Regions from separate parts of the Mus musculus genome. Here region 2 is linked to region 1. Evidence: chromatin loops called from intact Hi-C (ENCODE). Cell type or tissue: left cerebral cortex. All regions are shown on one strand. Links, peaks and the distances in the headings refer to the core of each region. The heading gives the core; the rest is flanking DNA.

Region 1 (9,221 bases), core at 431-8,430:
ATTAACAAGGCAGCACACACTATAGTGTTTGAGTGGGAATGTTGAGTATAAGGAGGGAGAATCCAAGCAAGTCCTTTGAGTTTTGGGGGGAATATGTTGAAAAGACCTTGCTCCAGTTTGACTCTTGTCTGCTCTTGGGACAAATGGCCATATAAAGGTGACAATGGAAAGCCAAGAACCCTTCCACCCGCCTTTTCAATACCTTTCAAACATGTTTATTGACAGTACCTGGCACTTCATAGTTGAGGATATGGCATTTAATATTTTGGGGTTAGGAAATTGGCCAGAGTCTGATAATAACCATGAATCTACTCCCAGGAGGATGTTAGTTTATTAGTGTGGGGCTCTTTTGGATAAAAAGGTGATAGAGAGGAGTCAGGATAATTGGTGGAAGCCAGAAAACAGAAACAGACTCTGAGGTGTCTTTCCAGGAGCCCACAAGGAATGGAAAAGGTTCCCAAACAGAAAGAACACTGGGAGAACAGTACATGAGGAAGGCGAGAATGTTCTGGTCTGGGAAGTTGGCATCTACTTGAATATTGGCACAGGACTGGAAACACAGGGGTAATTTACCATTCTATGTTCAGTCGAGAATGGTAACATAGTATGAGTGGTGCTTTCTAAACATTCACAGGTTATCAATGAGTGACTCATGTTACTGTGAGTTGTTTGTAGTATTTATAATGTGAACTTCTTCCCTTCTATGAAGCTGTTGGTCTTAACTTTATCTGCTACCCTGAGCCTCAGGTGAGTCATGTAGAAGTGCTGCTGTCAAACTTTAAGGGTTCCTTTCCACTTTTAGTAGTGAGTCTTATCCTAGGGCCTTTCCCTCCTCACCCCAAAGTGTCTCAGGCTGCCCTTAAACTTGAGATCCTCCTGCCTAAGCCTCCAGCATGTTGATCTTAGGCGTGAGCACTACGCACACTAGAGTCTTAAGCTTTTAGTTCCTGTTATTGTTTGCTACCACAGAGGGGACCAAGACACCCTTGATTCTTCTGATAGAAATTTGATGAACTACTAATTATGTAGCTTAGATTAGCGTGATTACTGAGTATTCCTTGTTTTTAAAGGTAAAAAAAAAAGCAAAAATAGAATAATGTTGGCTATTTTGGTAAAGTTTTAGGTCACATTCTGTTACTGGAAAAATGTGAGTCACAGGTGCTAGTCCCTACCAGCACAATACCATACTCTTTGTCCTATCCCCTTTCTACATGGTTGTCTATGCGTCTCTTGTACTTACGAAGGGACTCTCCACAATCTAAAAGGGCACAATTCCGGGAGCCTTTGGCTAGCTGAACAAGTGGAGGTTTCTCAGGAGGGAGTCCATGATGGCTCCATATGCCTGTTCTGACTTTGCCATAATCAGCTCTATACTTGAGATTTTAAACATCTATCTCATTTTACTTAAAAACAAACAAATAAATACAAACAAAACCCAGTGGTTCCTTTCTGTGAACCCTGAAGCAAATCTAACAACTCTGGTGAAGGGGTGGTAGGCACCCTGACTGGCTGGTTGGAAGTGCAGGGTTAACATCCTGGGGCACACAGCTGGTATCTGATGTACAGGATTAGCAGTTGGGGACATTAAAACTTCAGCCTCAGGATCTGACAACACCCCAGGTAGATTGTTTCAGAATCTGAGCTGCATTAAAGCAGGCCTCATGGGTGCAGAATCAGAATCAAGAGTGGACTCTTAGTAGGGAGTGAAGGTCAAGGCACCAGCTGTTGTAGGGAAACCAGATACAGTGTCCCCCTTATCTCTACATGGTCACACTACTATATATATTTGCCATATTTGCTGCTACTGCAGTTAAATTGCATATATTTTGTATCCAAGTATACTCTTTTTTTTTGTCATTTCCCTACATGAAATTTAGCATAAAATCTGTTGTTTTGAACCTAGGGCTAAGTAGAGAAACTTAATCCAAGATGGCTCCGAGATGAGCATTTCCTGGCAGAATTATAACAAGGTCACCTGTTAATGTTTATTTATTTCCCTAAACCTTTTCTTGACTCTAAAATGCCTGTGGAATTTCAAACTCAAAATTCTAATCCTATTCAGTGAGCTGTGAGCTCAGTCTATGCGAAACCTGCTTTGGGCTGCCAAATGGAAAGTGTCTGGGTAGAATAAGGAATTTAGGTCATTGCTTTTGAAACCAATGTGTCCTCTGGAAGAAAAGAAATCAAATCCAATAACATCACACAGGGAAGAAAGTCAAGCACCTCCAAGGAGAGCTTTTCTTTACAACAGTTAGCCGGAATGAAATGCACACCACTTTCCCCTCTTCCCTCTCTCCTGCTCCAGGCCCCAGATAGTGCCGGTTGATTTGGGTCTTTAAAGCCCCAGTCCCCCACCTGCAGGATCACTACTGCACCTGTATTCCCTGAAGTGAGGGACTAGCACATCCCTCAGTAAACCTGGAGGTTAAATGGGGACTTTCTCTTCATCCCTGAGAGTTTTCTGAGATGATGTTGCTGGGTTCCTCAGATCTAATGTGCAACGGAAAACTCCGAGATCTTGTGAACATGGAGATTCTGTATAGGTCAGTGCCAGTGTGGGAAGGGCCCTGAGGATTTGCATTTGTAAGGCTCACAAATGGCTGTCAATAGGGTGGGTTCTATAATGAGCACTCAGGGCTAGCTAGATCACACACATACCTGTGGTTTAGGTCTATTTGCTCAGTTGGTCCTTCTCTCAATATGTGTCCATTTCTGGTTGTTGGGTGTTTTGTCCTCAGGATCTTGGGTTTTAACAAGTGCTATTGTGGGAGGTTGTGGAACCTTGAAAAGCCAAGGTCCAGTGTGGGGTTGGAGGTGGGGGGGGGGGCGTTGGGGCGGGGAGGAAGTAAGTTGCTGGAGTTAATCCCTTAGGGCCATAGTCTAGCCTCAGGTCCTTTGCGGTCTCTGCTTTCTGATCCAGTGAGATATGAGCAAGCAGCTACACACTCATCCAGCTGCTCTTCTGCCATCTGTCCACACTTCAGTAAACTGTACCCTCAAACCTGGAACCAAAATAAACCCTCTTCCCACAGGCTGTCTTTTGTCAGAATGTAGGTCACAACAACAAGGAAAGTAACTGACACGGGATTCGGGTTATTTCCCACACAAGCTCACAGGGATTCCCTTTGAATACTGGTTACTTTTGTCCATTTCCTGCTACTTCAAATCTCTCTTCACTAAGTGCATGTTTTTTTTTTTGTTTGTTTTTTTTTGTTTTTTTTTTGTTTTTTTTTTTTTTAAGGCAGTGCACACAAAACCTCCCCATTGCAGAGAAGGAAAGAGAAGGAAAGACATTTGTTTACAATGACCTGCATTTCATTATGAGAAAATTCAGAAAATAATTTTATTGGTCTTGGTAAAATTTCATTAGTCTTTACTTAGCACTAAGATGAGCAATGACTAGGATAGTAGTGGATTGAGGCATATTTAATTTTCAGCTCTCCAAATGCTCTAAATAATAATAATAGAAACAATTATAGTGGCATGACTGAAGCTGTTATATCCAGAGCAGCTCTTAGACTGATAGATATAATGTTCCACTTAGGAGCCATTGCCATACAATTAACTAGCTAGTATTAAAAAGAAGTTTCTTAAAGCACTTAAAGTTGTAGACCTATTCAGAAATAGATCTGTGCTTCTCAAGTAAACACAAACAAGGAATGGAGTCATTTGAGAGGATAATAAAAGAAACCAAAAAGCTCAACACCAGCTCCCCACGAGTGAGATTTAAAGCTACACGTCTATGTACTTTCAGCAATTAACACAAAATCCACTTAAATTTGGAAGATTTACTCTGCCATCACCTTCCCACACAACAAACACAACTTCCAGGCTAATTTGCCTTCATTACTTCGCATGTATTTGCAAGCTTGACTTCTGCTCTCAAACGCTTATGCATAGTCTACCTTCATGTTAGGTTCCCATGTATGGGCCCTTCTGCTTCTACTCAGTCCTGAAGGAACCAGAGGACCTATCAGCTGTGACCTCTGTTCTCTGGTTTCTCCAACCTGAGGGGGGTTCTACAGCCAAACGCAGAATCAAAGAGGGCCATGGAGACAGCTGCTTGTCCATTGTGTGACAGAACTGAGAATTGCTGGCTGACTTTGAAAGAGAGGGAGCTATGTGGCTTGATGTAGAAAGAAACACCTTCCAAGATACCTTTGATGGCAGCATTGTCACCCATTTCATTTTGAAAAGAGGTATTTTGAATGTTCCAAAATACCTCTTCTCATTAACTTCAGAACACCTTATTTTGAGATTTAACAAACAATAAGTGATATGTTGGTTCAATATGTAGCCACTAACAGTGAGATAGAAGTGGGTGGAGGGCAAAAGAAGAATAAGAAACAGATTTGGAAATAAGACATGGGGGAGGCAGGGGAGATCCTCAGAGCACAAGGACACAATGATTTTAAATCATGTTGTGCTCAATGTGTGAGTTCTTAAGATGTGTTTAAGAGAGTAACTAATAAAAGGAGTCAGCTATGAATCCAGATTGTTCACTGTAGATTTACATTTTAAAATTAGATGTAAGAGAGATGAGAGGCAGCCATGGTGTTGGGTCACACAGAAGCTGGCTGTAGGTTGCCATGGCAATGGAGTCTCCAGGCCTACTTATAGAAAGGGGGTAGAGCAGAGCCTGGAGAGGCTTAGCCTGGTTCTAGAATGGTCTGTTTCTCCCAGAGGATTAAGGTCTTACAACACATTTTACATGCACTCCCTATATATTTAGAATAGCTGCTTAAAAAGAGAAAACCCAAAGTGTGTTCTTTTATTTGACCCTTTAAACAAGTCTGTGAATTATATATGGCTCCTGTTAACCCAGATGTTGTCCAGTCAAACGGCAGGTGACTGTTGTGGTAGATATTTAACCTCTAATTGGGGTTTCTACCCCAACTTAAGTATTCAATTCCCAGTAAAAGACACACAACTTTTATATTTATAATAAATCTTTAATATACTAGAGCTGAACAGGTATTTACCTCCTATTATGTCTACTTCCCTGCCAATAACCCCACAATATGACTTGCCATCTTCTGTCTGGGCTGCTCTTAACATGCTCTTAACAGCCCTCATGACGATTTTTTCAAGATTCTTACTCCTTGGACTCTTCTCCCCTTTCTAACTTCTTTCCTCTCCTCCTCATGGTACCCCACCTCCAACCACAAGCCCAGGAACACAAAACCCTGCCTGTTTTCTACCTAGCTATAAGCTGTAGGTGTCTTTATTCACCAATCAGGAATAACTTGTGGGACAAGGTTATATACTGATACTTGGGTCTGAAAGTGCATTCTCTAGTCTCAGAAGACAACTAGGTGTTGGGGACCAGTATTTAGCCTTTCAATACATATCAGAAGACCAAACCTCAACAGATGACCAATCATCAAAATATTGACAACTTGAGAAATTGACCCCTCCAGGAAGGAGTGTGTGGTAGAATAGGGGATTTGCTCATTAAAAATGCCTCTTCTTCCTTATCTATACAATGAAAATGGTAATATGAGCACTGGTTTAAAAGGTTCTTATGGACTAAATGCTTTTGTTCTTCAGGATTTGTGCATTGACATACCAATTCCCAATATGATAGTGTAGAACATTAATACTCAGGGAAGGAATTAGGTTACAAGGGTAGAGAATGAGATTAGCAACTTTGTGAGCATAAATTTGAACTGAGGTGGTGGCTCAAGCCTATTTTTTTTTCTCCAGTAGTTAATAGGCTGAGGCAAGAGGATTGCCATGAGTTCAGATCAGCTTGGGTATAGAATGAGAATCTGTCCCAAAAATCTTCTCAAAAATAATAAAATCCTTAGTGAGGAGATTTCTGATTCAAACAAAAGATGATACAATCAGAAGGCCATAGATTCTCTGGAAGAGGCTCTTGTCAGATAGCAGATCTGTTGATTTTTTTGTCTTGGACTTTCTTCAGAACTGAGAAAAAAATCCTTGTTGTTTCAGTCATTCTGTGATAGACTACCACAGCATCTTGCCATACCCAGATTGGTTAGCTAAGGAGCCTTTATGTTTTTAAAGTGTTTTCATTATAGAATAGCTCTCCAAATCTAGGTGTTTGTTTGTTTGTTTGTTTTTACTAAAATTGTCCTGCTCTCAAGATATCTTATTCCAAACTTCAAGGAATTCTAAGCTTAATACTATTTTTATGTCTAAAAACCTAAAAATTATTCATGGCTCAACAGACTATATAATTGCATAACTATTGAAGACCCCAAAAGACAAAGAGACAAAGTTTGGAATAAGATATCTTGAGAGCAGGACAATTTTAGTAAAAACAAACAAACAAACAAACAAACGAACAAACAAACACCTAGATTTGGAGAGCTATTCTATAATGGAAACACTTTAAAAACATAAAGGCTCCCTAGCTAACCAATCTGGGTATGGCAAGATGCTGTGGTAGTCTATCACGGAATGACTGAAACAACAAGGATTTTTTTCTCAGTTCTGAAGAAAGTCCAAGACAAAAAAATCAACAGATCTGCTATCTGTTTTCCAGGTTTTAAGGTTTTTATTTGTTTCTTCCAGATGATAGATCTGATAGCGGTCAGTGAGGATTAGCTCTTTAAGGGAGCCAGTGATAGCTCAAAAGAAAGGTTAACTAGTCTATTCCATCAGTGAGGTGCATAGTTTCTGTATTTTAAACACCAAATACAAGAAATGAATCTTACATGATTATTACCTTCAAACAGCACAAAGAATAGAAGAATACAGGCTCATGAAGCCCTAGGCATTTACTTCCCAAATCCTGCAGAACATCGAGGACAGCTTGAGCTCTGCATTGTCTAACCTGAAGGAGCACAATAAAGAAATGTAGCCAGGGCAGGAGAGACAACTTGGCAGTAAGAGGACTTCTCCAAAAAGGACAAGGAACTGAGTTCAGATCTCAGCACCAACATAAAGACCCAGCTAATAAGGGAGGGGACAGAGATAAGATTATTAAAGTCTCTTGGCCACCAGCCTAGTCCCAGGTTCAGTAAGAGACCCCATCACAGAGCAATAAGGTCAGCAGTGGTAGAGCAGGTGAACTTTTGATTTCTGTGTATTCACAGGTGTACACATTGACAAATGTATATACAATCTTCCCCCCCCCCTTCTGCCTCCTAGAGCCAAAAGAACTAATGTTTATCATGTACCAGCCTCTTGGTTTCTGTGCTCATTTAGGGGCAAGTAAGGGTAATAGGAGAATCCAAATTTTAGGACAAAGCATTTAAATAAGCAGCAGATGATAGATTCTGGACCACACAGGTCTATGAAACCTATTGACTGACAAGGTCAGAGGATCATATTCTGTGACTATAAGATCTGTAGTAAAGATGTCTAGAATGTTGTAGCTCTATTTTAACATTTTTAGTAATTTATAAATATTCTAAAAGGTATGTAACATCACTATTCTATTTACATAACAAATAATAATATGATAATTTTTTATATTACTTAACAGAAAATGATATGGTTGTGTGTGTGTGTGTGTGTGTGTGTGTGTGTGTGTGTTTAAAGTATAGGGTAGTTCTGGCTATACTAGAACTCACTATCTATACAAGGCTAGCCTTCACAGAAACCCCCCTATTCTGCCTGTCATCAAATGTGTATGCTGCCATGCCCTGCATGATTAATGACCTTTATGGCTTTATGGTAAATCACCTTTCTCCTTTGATTGAGTTCTTATAATCTCATCCTCTCATACCTGGCACATATCTATGATTATTAAGTCTCTGAGAAGATGACTATGTGGCTAAGAGTGGGACCATAATCTTTCAGGATACTCATACTAAGGAAATCCAACACACAGAAAATCACTGGAGTTGTACTGTATAGATTTTTAAATGAACATTTGAAAGTAGAGGTGACCTAGTTTTTAAAGTTAATGATTCTAGAATCTTTGTCTTACAGCCTGTCCTATTAAAAATTTTACCTAAAATCAGATTTATTGATTTATTTATTGAAACTACATTTTGTATTTATTCTCTCATTTTTTCCTTTAGTGTCTTTCTTATTTCAGGATTCAATTTAAAATTCCACATTACATTTGGGTGTGAGTCTTTTTAGCTTTGTCAGTTTTATATTGGTTCTTCATCTTTGATAATGCTAACCCCATTTAAGCATAGAATAGCTATGCATTTGGCCACATGCCTATCAAATCTCTGGTGAATTTTCTTCATATATTCCATTGGAAATAATAGAATTTACCATCTGGAAGTGATTTTAGAACTCATCATTTTGACTAGTTCGGGGCCTTAATTTAACTTGATTGAAAGCAAGGTCTGTATGGTTTAGATGGTCCCCCTCCCCCCAAGTCAAAGACAGTGAGTCAGGTCCAGAACAAATATTTAGTTCTCTGAATTCACACTGAAGTTTTGTTAAGGAACTGTCCCCTGAACACCATACCATGGTAGGAACTATCAAACTCTAGGATGCTCTGTCATGCTCCATGAACACTGCTTACATAAAATGCCATGTGAATGATGTTCCCTGGGGTTGGGGTTGTAGTGTGAAGGTTGCTTCATAATACAAAAAATATGAAAATCAAAATAAAGTATAATTGTACCTAGATCCTATGGGTAATTCAGATTTTATGTGATTTTTTAAGTGGTAGTGGTCTTCTGTTCGGGATCTGTTTTTAGAAGGTAGCTGGAACAGTAGAAATTGTATTTTTAGGAGAAAGGTGAGATGAAGTAGAATAAAACTTCTTTAACTAAGATATTGTATTTTTAATGTACTGTGTATATTTTTGTTGCAAAAATGATTTTTCTTTACCTATGTTTTCTTTTTCTTCCTCCTCCTCCCCATCTTGCTTTATATTCTTAGGACCCTGCGTTATTAGGCTGATCAATGCCAAAACAAAACAAAACCGGAAGACACTGATGTTTCCTTAATATTTTCCCTATACATTTATTCCTTTTGTGTGTATGTAGGTGCACATATGGCATGGGCCACACGGAAATCAAAGAAAACATGTTGAAACAGATTCTCTTCCACCACTTGAATCCAATTAATTGAACTTAGGTCATCAGTCTTGGTCATAAGAGACTTTATCTCCCTAACCATCTCATTGTTCTTGTTTTTCCATTTATCTTGCATTCCTTAACTCAGCATTTTATATAATAGAACTATTTGGACTTCCACTTTCTTTGTTAAGTAGTGTTTTATTGTTGTCAAAAAAAAAAAGTACAAATGCCAACAGACAGCGGAAAACATTTTACAAACAT
Region 2 (9,221 bases), core at 459-8,458, 130 kb after region 1:
TGACCACAGCCTAGTAATCAACCTTGTCAAGAAACAAGAGGTAATTGAATCTTCATGATAATTCTACCTAGAATTTCTAATGACCTCTGAATCCCAATTGTGCCAATATATTATGCTATGTGTGTTTTCTGGAAAAGCCTAAAACCATCATGTTCATTCAACATTTAAACGAGGATAAAACACAGGGTACAATTTACTTACATTTAGGTTCCTCAGAAGCATCTGATTTTGAACCTTAGCATGGAAAGATAAGGCAACTTATCTTACTGTAAGGCAGTGCTAGAGGTCACAGGTTTATGATGTGAGTGGGAGGCCTTGAATTTCTCTGGTGCCTCCAGATATTGTAAGCACAGGGCTGCAGTTTTATAGTTGAGCCTGACATTTGGCCATGTGTCACAAAAAGTTGTGTGACCATCAGATGTAGCCCTTGTCATGGAAAAGGTACTCCCTTCATTAATTACCCCATAATTAGGTGATACAAGAAGATCATGCAGAAATTTAATAATAATTGGTGTGATTGGGACTCAGTACTTAAAACATAGGTGCCTGACAACTGAAAAACATCAAGAGATAGCATCTCCTTTATTATAGAAAGACTGCACGTTTCAAGTAGCTTATGTGAATAGAAGCAATTCAGTATCTGAACTAAAATAAAAAAATATGTACAAGTATTTAATTTGAAGATTATTATTATTATTATTTTGGTTTTTCAAGCCAGGGTTTTTCTGTGTAGCCCTGGCTGTCCTGGAACTCACTTTATAGACCAGGCTGGCTTTGAACTAAGAAATGTGCCTGCCTCTGCCTCCCGAGTGCTGGGATTAAAGGCATGCGCCACCACTGCCAGCTTAACTTGCAGAGTTTCTACTCTCTTGTCTACTCCATGTTCACTATGTAACCTTAGCAATAATTACTACAATTGGGAACATCTTGCTTGTTTAAAAAACAAAACAAAACAAAACAAAAACAAAAAACAAAAAACAAGACCATTAGGAAATTTAGGTTTAAGTAGAGTGAATACATCTAACTTGAACATGCCATTGATTTAATTCTACTTACATTATAGAAAACCATCAAAACTAAAAGTCTGCACATAAAAGAAACCATCACTGGAATGAAAGGGCAGCCTACAGGATAGGAAATAAGATTTGAAAATCACATGTCAGACCAGGGTTTAGTGTCCAAGAATTATGAAGAAATCAAGCAACCTAACATGAAAACATAGCATTGAAATTAAACAAACAAGCAGAGGATTTGAATAAACATCTTCCTAAAGGGGAAATAAGAATACAAGTACATCAAATGGTGAAAGGGTGTTCAACATCTCTAATCATCAGAGAAATGACTATCAAAATCATTACATCACTTCAGAGCTGCTACCATTGATTTATGATAATTAAAAGAAGTAATAAATGTTCATGAGGGTGTGGATAAGTAGGAATTCTTGTACATTAATGGCAGAAATGTAGAGTAAAATAGCCACCATCATGGAAAGCAACATGGAACTTACTATAGAAGCCAAATGGGGCCACCATATGTCTCTGACTCTTTCTTCTGAAAGAATACCAAGAGAAATGCGGTCATCACCTTGTAATAGCACTTTCAAATTCATGTTTACTGAAGCACCAGCCACAGCAGTCAATGTACAAAGCAGTCCAGGTATAGCTACTGGTGAGTGGATAAACTGGCACATGTATATGAAGGTGTATTACTCAACTATATATGCATGGACCTGAAGCACATTCAGCAGAGTAAATACACTATGCAGAGAAAGAATAATATTGCATGACTTCACTTATATGATTGTAAAAATGGGCAAGGAGAGAGATGTAGAAAGAAAAAGAAAAGCACCATTCACCAGGGTCAAGGCTGGGGGTGGTGTTGAGATGTAGAGCAAAGGATAGAAATGTGGAAGCGAAACAAGTTCAACGCTGGGGACAGTAGTTGAGAGCATCACAGTGTAGCACGCTTTTGCCCAAATGAGTGGATGGTGGCTGTTCTTTCATAGGAAGATGGGCAACTGTGTGAGATGGTGGGGATGCTCAGTCTGTTTGACTAAAGTAAGGATGTTACTTTTCAATGTGTGTTATAATATCCTGCTATATACCTTAAATATGATTTAACTCTTAAAGTTTCCTTAAAAAAATTAAGGGCTAGGGGCAAAGCCCAGTAGTACAGTACTTCAATACTATCCCAACACAACACAAAAGATAAAAACCATGTTAAAAAAAACATCATATATTTATTAAGATGATACCACAAGTAAAATTCAAATTAGGAGCTATAAAGGAAGCTAGGAACTAAAACTCTAATCTCTTTTATAAGAGATGTCTCTTTTTTCTTAAGAGACAACTACATTCACCAGAACATGCTCTAAACTCAGATTGCCAAGCTATCCTAAAAATTGCAAACCAAACCAAACCAAACCAAACCAAACCAAACCAAACCAAACCAAAAGCAACAAAACCATCATTTCAGGAATTCCAAGTGTGATTTATTGATAGATGTACATAAAGATCAGATAAGTCTCTGAAGTCCAGTCTCACTTTCAGCCATGTGGATCTAGGGATCACACTTGGATCATCAGGCTTGGCAGCAAGCGCCTTTACCCTCTTGTCATCCCCATGTGTGTATTTTTGGCACGGGTACAGTTGCAGAGAACTGATGCTTATGTTTGTAGAAAAAGTGAATGGAATTAAAGAAGCTTTATTTGTTTTAAAAAGCAGTCAAGATTTGTGGCTTCTTTCCTCTTTTACTGAGCTGATATACCTCCAAACCAAATGCTCTCTGATTTATGGTCGCTTAAACGCTAAGACATCCTTTGAAGCAAGTTGGGCCATTTTATTTTGTGTTGTACTTGAGTAATGCTTTAAGTAGAGTGTTCCCAGGGTTCTAAAATTGTCAGTCCATGTGTAATTAGGAATGTTCTCAACTAGACCATCTCTGTTAGCAAGAGATGGTGGATTATTCTGGAAAACTACTCAGCAAGCCATGAATAGCAATTAAATGTGAAAAGCCTAAATTTCTCTTTAAAATGGGTTGTTGCCATAACTTAATGTGGCAATGTGACTTTCTATTTTTAATTGCTATAGAAAGTGCATTTCATGAAATAGATTTTTTTTCTGCTGAGAGCTAGATAGTTCTATATTTTGAACCATTTACATTTTGTAACATCTAGCAAGTGTTTTGCCTTTGTGGTACCTTTTGATTCATGGTGGATAAAACCCCTAAAGGTTAGTAAAGATAGTGTCATCCTTCTTAAACAAAGAGACAAGATGACTATCCAAGAGAAATTGAGTATTTCTCTCCTCAAGGCTGCATGACCTTATCTTACTTCATTATGCTTTCTCTATAACAGTGCTTTTTATTCCCAGAACAATTATACTTAACACTGACACTTAAAGATAGCCCATTTTCAATTCAAGCAGAAACAACTTCGATCCATGTTCTATGCCAATATTAGGACTGTGGGAGTATGCTCTCTCATGAATACATGTGTTTCCACTTGCCTGTCTTGAACACTAAGGGTCACCTGCTCTCTGTGCTCCCAACTTCTTCTGTCTATTATGCCTCTAATAACTACAAATGCTCAGTTGCCTAGACATTCTTGGTCATTCAAAATATGTTTTCTTTTGTCTTTAAATGCAGATATAAATCGAGAGGAGGGTATATCTTTGATGCAATGTACAGCATTAGTCATTGTGTGCAATTTATTTCAAAGGAGAAAATTAATAAGTATCAAGAATGGAAAATTGTCTCCTTGAACTTTAAATGCCTGTGAAAAGCGCTAAAGAAGAACAAGGGTCTGGTAACATTTTTTATATATTTTGATTGCATTGACAATGAAAGTAAAGGCTAATATTTCACTAATTAATATTGGAGGTATTGAACACAATTATTCTTAATATAGCATCATATGCTGGCTTTAAGACATGAAAAATCTTGTCCCCAGTCAAAACAGAATAGAAGGGGGTCACAGAGTGATGGCTCAGCTCTCCACTCTCTCCACCCCAACCACTACCAAGTGCTGCCACGAAGTAAATGAAGGGAAAATGAAAGTAGTAAATGCCACTTTCTTATGTCCCCAGTTGCTCTTATTTTTGTTGCTTTGCAGCCCTGATTGCAGCACTGCAGGTTAGAATGGACAGTTAGCTGTAATTATTCCAGTCACACCACCTCACAATGAAATCTTTATCCCGTGTTTACAGCCGCCTTTGGCAGAGGCTGTCTTGCTGTCTCTAAACTAAGAAGAACCACCCTTTGGCTCCTCTCGGCATCAGCTGCCTGAGTTTCAGGCTGGGATCCCAATAATCAGACTTCTTTTTCTTCCAAAGTGGACTTCTTCTTTTTTTTTTTAAGGGTGAAAAGACCTATTCTCATCACCCCCCATATATCCTGGCTGATTTATGTCCTAGCCACAGCAGCTCTTCCTTCCGTGTCTCTGTACATTTTACCTCCTTCCCTAGACTGCTACTAGACAAACCACATTTTAAAGTTCAAGACTGTACAACTAAGTAAATAAAATGCTTGAGTAAACAGTTCTCATTACTATGAGGGGGAAAACGTAAGAATTGGTAGATGGGTAGAGAGAAATCAGGGTTTTATTTTCATTTCAAAACTCTCAACTTTCTAGCTCAAAGGCCTTTCTCTAGCTTTGTCACCAGAAGACATCAGTGTTTCTCAGTGGCTCTCTTGATGAGGTCCAGCCATTTATTTAAATTCATCAACAGCTGTAGACTAGCAGCTCCTGAATGAGAGGAAAATTGAGAATCACATCAGGGTCTGCAAACAGACTTCTGAGTCCTCTGGGATGGTAAATACTTCCCTGTTCCAGTCTGGAAGAAGAAAAAAAGAAGTCCTTCCAGTGCAAAAGTCAGGAGCAGGCACTGCCATCACTTAAAGTGATGGTCGTCAACTTTCCTAACGCTGCAACCCTTTAACATAGCTGCTTATATTGTGACTACAATAATAAAATTATTTATGTTGTTACTTCATAACTCTAATTGTAAATCTCTGTGTTTTCCCATGGTCTTAGGTGACCCCTGTGAGTCACTTGGCCCCCAAAGGATGCAAACCACAAGCTGAGAACCACTGATTTGAAGTTTCCTAACAGAGGTAGCAAAAGGACCCCTCACACCATCTGATGGAGTGAATCAGAGCACACAGGAAAAGCCATGCTGGGTTCACTCATCATTCTAGAACACTTAACTGCTCTGCACCTTACCTCCAGTCTTGAAAGCCCAACTGGCAGACATTCTCCTAGCAACCCTCAGTCTCTCCTCTCAACCCCCAGCGCTAACGACAGTCACAGTGCCTCTCTGGTGAGAACTGGGTCATATAATTTTACTGAGGAGAAAGGTAGGAGGGGAGTGGTCCAGTCGTACAAACATTGAATAAATTCCCCAGCAACTCTCCCCAAATTAAAGATAACTTTCCCACAAGTATGCACAAAAATGTCAAGAACGCTAAGTCATTTTTTTATGATTGTACTTTGCTTTTCCATTTTAATGTCACACTGCCACATGGCACACTTGCTAAAAATGTACCTCCTTAACCTGTGCAGTAGCAAACTTTTCACAGAACATTAACATGTCGTAGTTTATAGACTGTCCTTTCTCAGTGTGCTCAAAGCACTTTCTAAAATACAAAATTAGACCATCTCCTGAGTAGAGTCCCATCAGAAAGACTGCTCAGTGCGTTGGCAAAGGGGAAATCGGAAGCACAGTAAAGGTCACCCCAAAGTCAGTGGCCACAGCCCAGCTGACTCTAGGAGCTTGATTTCATTTATCTATGTCCTACTTGCACACTATTTGTCTCTCTTTCTTCTTTGGCAGGAAAGGATGTGGGCAGCACAGAGGTTTGACCTCATCTCCTGCACGCAGTGACTGCCAGGACTTCCATAGTCCTGCCTTGTTTTCTGCTTCCTCAGCAGGGCCAAGCCTGTGCCCTGGAACAGATCTGATCAAGGGCTAAGCCAAGAGGGTAGCAACCAACCTCAGGTGTCCTTGAGGCTTCCTCCTAAAACTAAAGGGAAGGTTGCTCACACTAGGAAGCTCAAAAGGCTGTAGGGGTTCTGTAACTGGAAGCAAGTGAGTACCCGGGGCAGCAGAAGGAAAAGCTGGGTCAAGTATGGAGTTCAGGGTGGCTCTGCCTCCACCTTGAGAAGAGACAGGACGGATTGTGGATAGGGAAACAGTGCCTTGCATTACTGTTAAGACTTTCTGTTGTTTGTGCTGTTCTCAGCTAGATACAGTTCACAATCCTCTGCCAGGTCCCTGACACTACAATTCTGAGGCATTTGTTTTCTTTGATGGAGGCAAATCAGAGACCAGAGGAGGTCCGCTTACATTATGTGAGGGACAGCGCTTACAGACTCAATTTCCCTGCTATTATCAAAGTCCCAAACTCCAATCTTCCTGATGTCCAAGCATGTAAAAACAACGTTAATAATAATTGTTTTGATTTCACAGTAAACTCCGAATCTACGAATCTACCCAGCGCTTAACTCCTCTATTCTCGCGTGCCAGGGTTCCAGCCCCACTTCCTCCTCCCGTACATAAGCTCAGCTAGGAAATCACTAAAAGACTCTGGCGTTGCCTTAAAGCTGTAACCCTCCCCCCCCCCCCACCCCCTTCCCATATTCAGCTGCCACAGCTTGGAGGCCAGCAAAGCTTCTGTCTTAGTGCTAAGGACAGTTTGCGATATCGCGGAGGCATTTTCTTTGTAGATCTGAATGTTTCACCTTCTCTGACTCCTTTACTCGCCCCATCACCTCCGGGCTCTTCCAAACACCACCAGCAGGACAAGCAGAGCTCAAACCACCCGCGCTCCATTAAGAGCTTTCCCAGGGATTGCCAGGACTGTGAGACAGGAAATCCGGGGAGTTGGTGATGTCCGGCAGGTGGCAGGGACTAGAGTCACCACCACACCACATTCTCCTCCCACCGCTGAGCTTTGTTGCAGCGGCGCCTCTCATCCCAGAGCCAGGATCGGTCACTGGGTGCCTAGGATCCTCAGCTCTGAGCACAACTACCTCGTTGGGGACTCGGGCATCCTCTCCCTTGGCAGTATGGAGATGCTGGTGACCTCAAGGGAAGCGAAGCGCCCAGGTTAAGCGCTCTGGCACCCCGCGCTCCCCATGTCACCATCATCCAGCGAGCACATTCCAGTGCACAGCACCCTCCACCTGCCTGGCTATTCCGCTGTGCAGCAGCTTTCTTACACACAGAGCATGCCACTAGCTGAGTACATCCCTTCCTGCACCCTGTCCCCGAAAAGTCCCAGGAAGTGGAACCCAGGTCGGCAGGGAGGTCCCCTAGGCGGCGGAGAGTTGAGGGGAAGGCGCTAAGCAGAGCTGGACTGTGCACAGTGCACCTGGCTTCCCCAGAGTGACCTCTTGTGCCTGGGGCCAGATGCATGGGGACCGACGGGAGCCCTCAGCTTTACCTGGCACAGCCGGCGACTCTCCAGAGACGTGGAGACTCCGTAGTGGCGGGTGTCCAGCTCATATCGCTGCCTTCCTCATTGGGCGAACGGGTGTCCTGCCGAGTCCCTTCGCCTCAGCTCGCCTCTGTGCCCCCGCCCCACCCCCTTCCCCCCAAGTCAAAAGTGTCACAGCTTTACAGCCTTCGGATGTTTCCAAAGTCTCCGCTCGATCTCTGGCAGTGGAGAGCTGATGACAAGAGCAGCAAATCCGCTGATGCCCACGGCCCTCAGCTCTCTGCCAGGAGGGTGAAAAGAGCTGCCTGGTTCTTCTGGTCACCGTCCTTTAAGACCAGCGCGCGGTCCGCTTCTTCCCCTCCTTCGCGCGTTTTCTAGCCCGAGTGGCTGCCTCCTGCGTGTACCGCGGGTCTTGTTTCCCCGCTCATGAATATTCTGACAGAGGCTAATGCCGTTGAAGTAAATTGAATTAGCCAATTGGTGCCAGGAATGTGCGCTCCTTCCTTCTGAGGAGCTGTCTGGAACCACACCAGAAGAAAGCAATTAAAGTCCGGTTGGCACCCCGTGGTTTAGACCAGCGAGGGGCAAAATGGGTTAATTCTTTAAATGCAGTTTAAAAACCGCATTTAAATGTTTAAACTCCTTTATTGGCTGGGGGAGTTAGAAAGTGCTAACCCAGAGAGGGATGAAAGGGAACAGAGGGCAGGAAGACACCAGTGTGAGTGTTGGGGGTAGGGGTGGGAGTACATCTAAACTTTGCCAGGAAGTTGAGGTGACTTATTTTGAGAAGACTCTGGATTCTGGAAGAAGCAGTCCACGATAAGAACAGAAAAAGAGAAAAAAGAAGGGGTCTGAGAGAAGATGGTGTTAACACTTTGACCTTGAGGATTCAGCCCCACTCCATTGACAGTTTTCAGAGAATGGGTCCTGGGGAGATGAGAGAGGCAGCTTGATTCGTGGACTGTTTAGAAAATGTCATGATTTCTTTATCCTCATAGCACTATTACAGTTTTCGGTGTATGGGTTAAGTAGGGATGTTGTGAAGTCATCTTCTGTCAATCATTCAGAACGATTAGGGAGATTTAGCTCAGTGTGTAGTGAGTGTCTCCAACAAGATGTTCAGTTTGTTTCCCACAGCCCGCATGAAAAAACAAACAAACAAGCCAAATTAAACTAAGCCAAAACAAAACAAAATAAAAAACAAACCAACAAACAAAAGGAAAATGGAAGCACCAGATAGAGACAAGTGGATCAAGGGTGAGCCCTGGGGCTCACTAACCAGCCAGCCCAGCCCACTTGGTGAATTCCAGGCCAATAAGAGATCCTGCTTCAAGTCAATCAACCAATCAAACAGTACCTGAGGGATTTGGTTTAGGCATGATCAATCTAGAAGGCACTTCCTGTTTCACAGTTCTGACCTTTCTTCCTGAGGTCACGTAGAAAGCATGTTTAGAAAGGACCACTTCCATTCCTACCCCGAGTGGGAGGTTACTGAGGCAGGAAGGGTTACTAATTGCAGCTTTGGTACAGCTGACCAGCAGCTAAGATTCTACTTGATTCTGCCTGTCTACTTCCCTACAGTACTCCGGTGAGAGCTTTTTGGGTTTCTTCCCATCATTGAGCTCCCAAATAAAGAACTTAGTCTGCTTGGATTAGTACGTTATTCAAAGATTGATCATGCAAATGCTCTGTGGCCAAATGATCTATATAAACAACCAATAAAACTGTGTACTTAAGTAACCACTACAATTCTCAAGGGCAGGACGATATTAAATGTTCTAGTT

The links. A loop is a pair of places that touch in the nucleus more often than their neighbours do. Peaks named below come from ENCODE experiments on the same cell type or tissue, not always from the same donor. Only the 100,000 strongest peaks of a DNase experiment are listed, where the experiment ranks them.
Region 2: a loop joins it to region 1, with 5 times the contacts of the local background. A loop is called at or near these places in 4 of 42 quality-filtered maps.

What each region holds. Positions count from the first base shown.
Region 1 is chr1:104,897,402-104,906,622 of GRCm38, reverse strand. All of the region lies in intron 1 of Cdh20 (cadherin 20), which reads right to left. Among named protein-coding and RNA genes, the nearest start is that of Cdh20, 130 kb to the right of the region's middle. In left cerebral cortex, for the core only: no CTCF peak of the experiment used is centred there; DNase peaks (open chromatin) are centred at 2,125, 3,016, 3,868 and 4,573; H3K27ac peaks cover 919 bases.
Region 2 is chr1:104,767,121-104,776,341 of GRCm38, reverse strand. It overlaps Cdh20 (cadherin 20), which reads right to left and starts at 7,822. Exons shown (of 12, transcript NM_011800.5): 1 at 7,444-7,822. In left cerebral cortex, for the core only: a CTCF peak has its summit at 6,862 (motif pointing right); DNase peaks (open chromatin) are centred at 6,941, 7,210, 7,427, 7,806 and 8 more places; H3K4me3 peaks cover 4,285 bases; H3K27ac peaks cover 5,357 bases.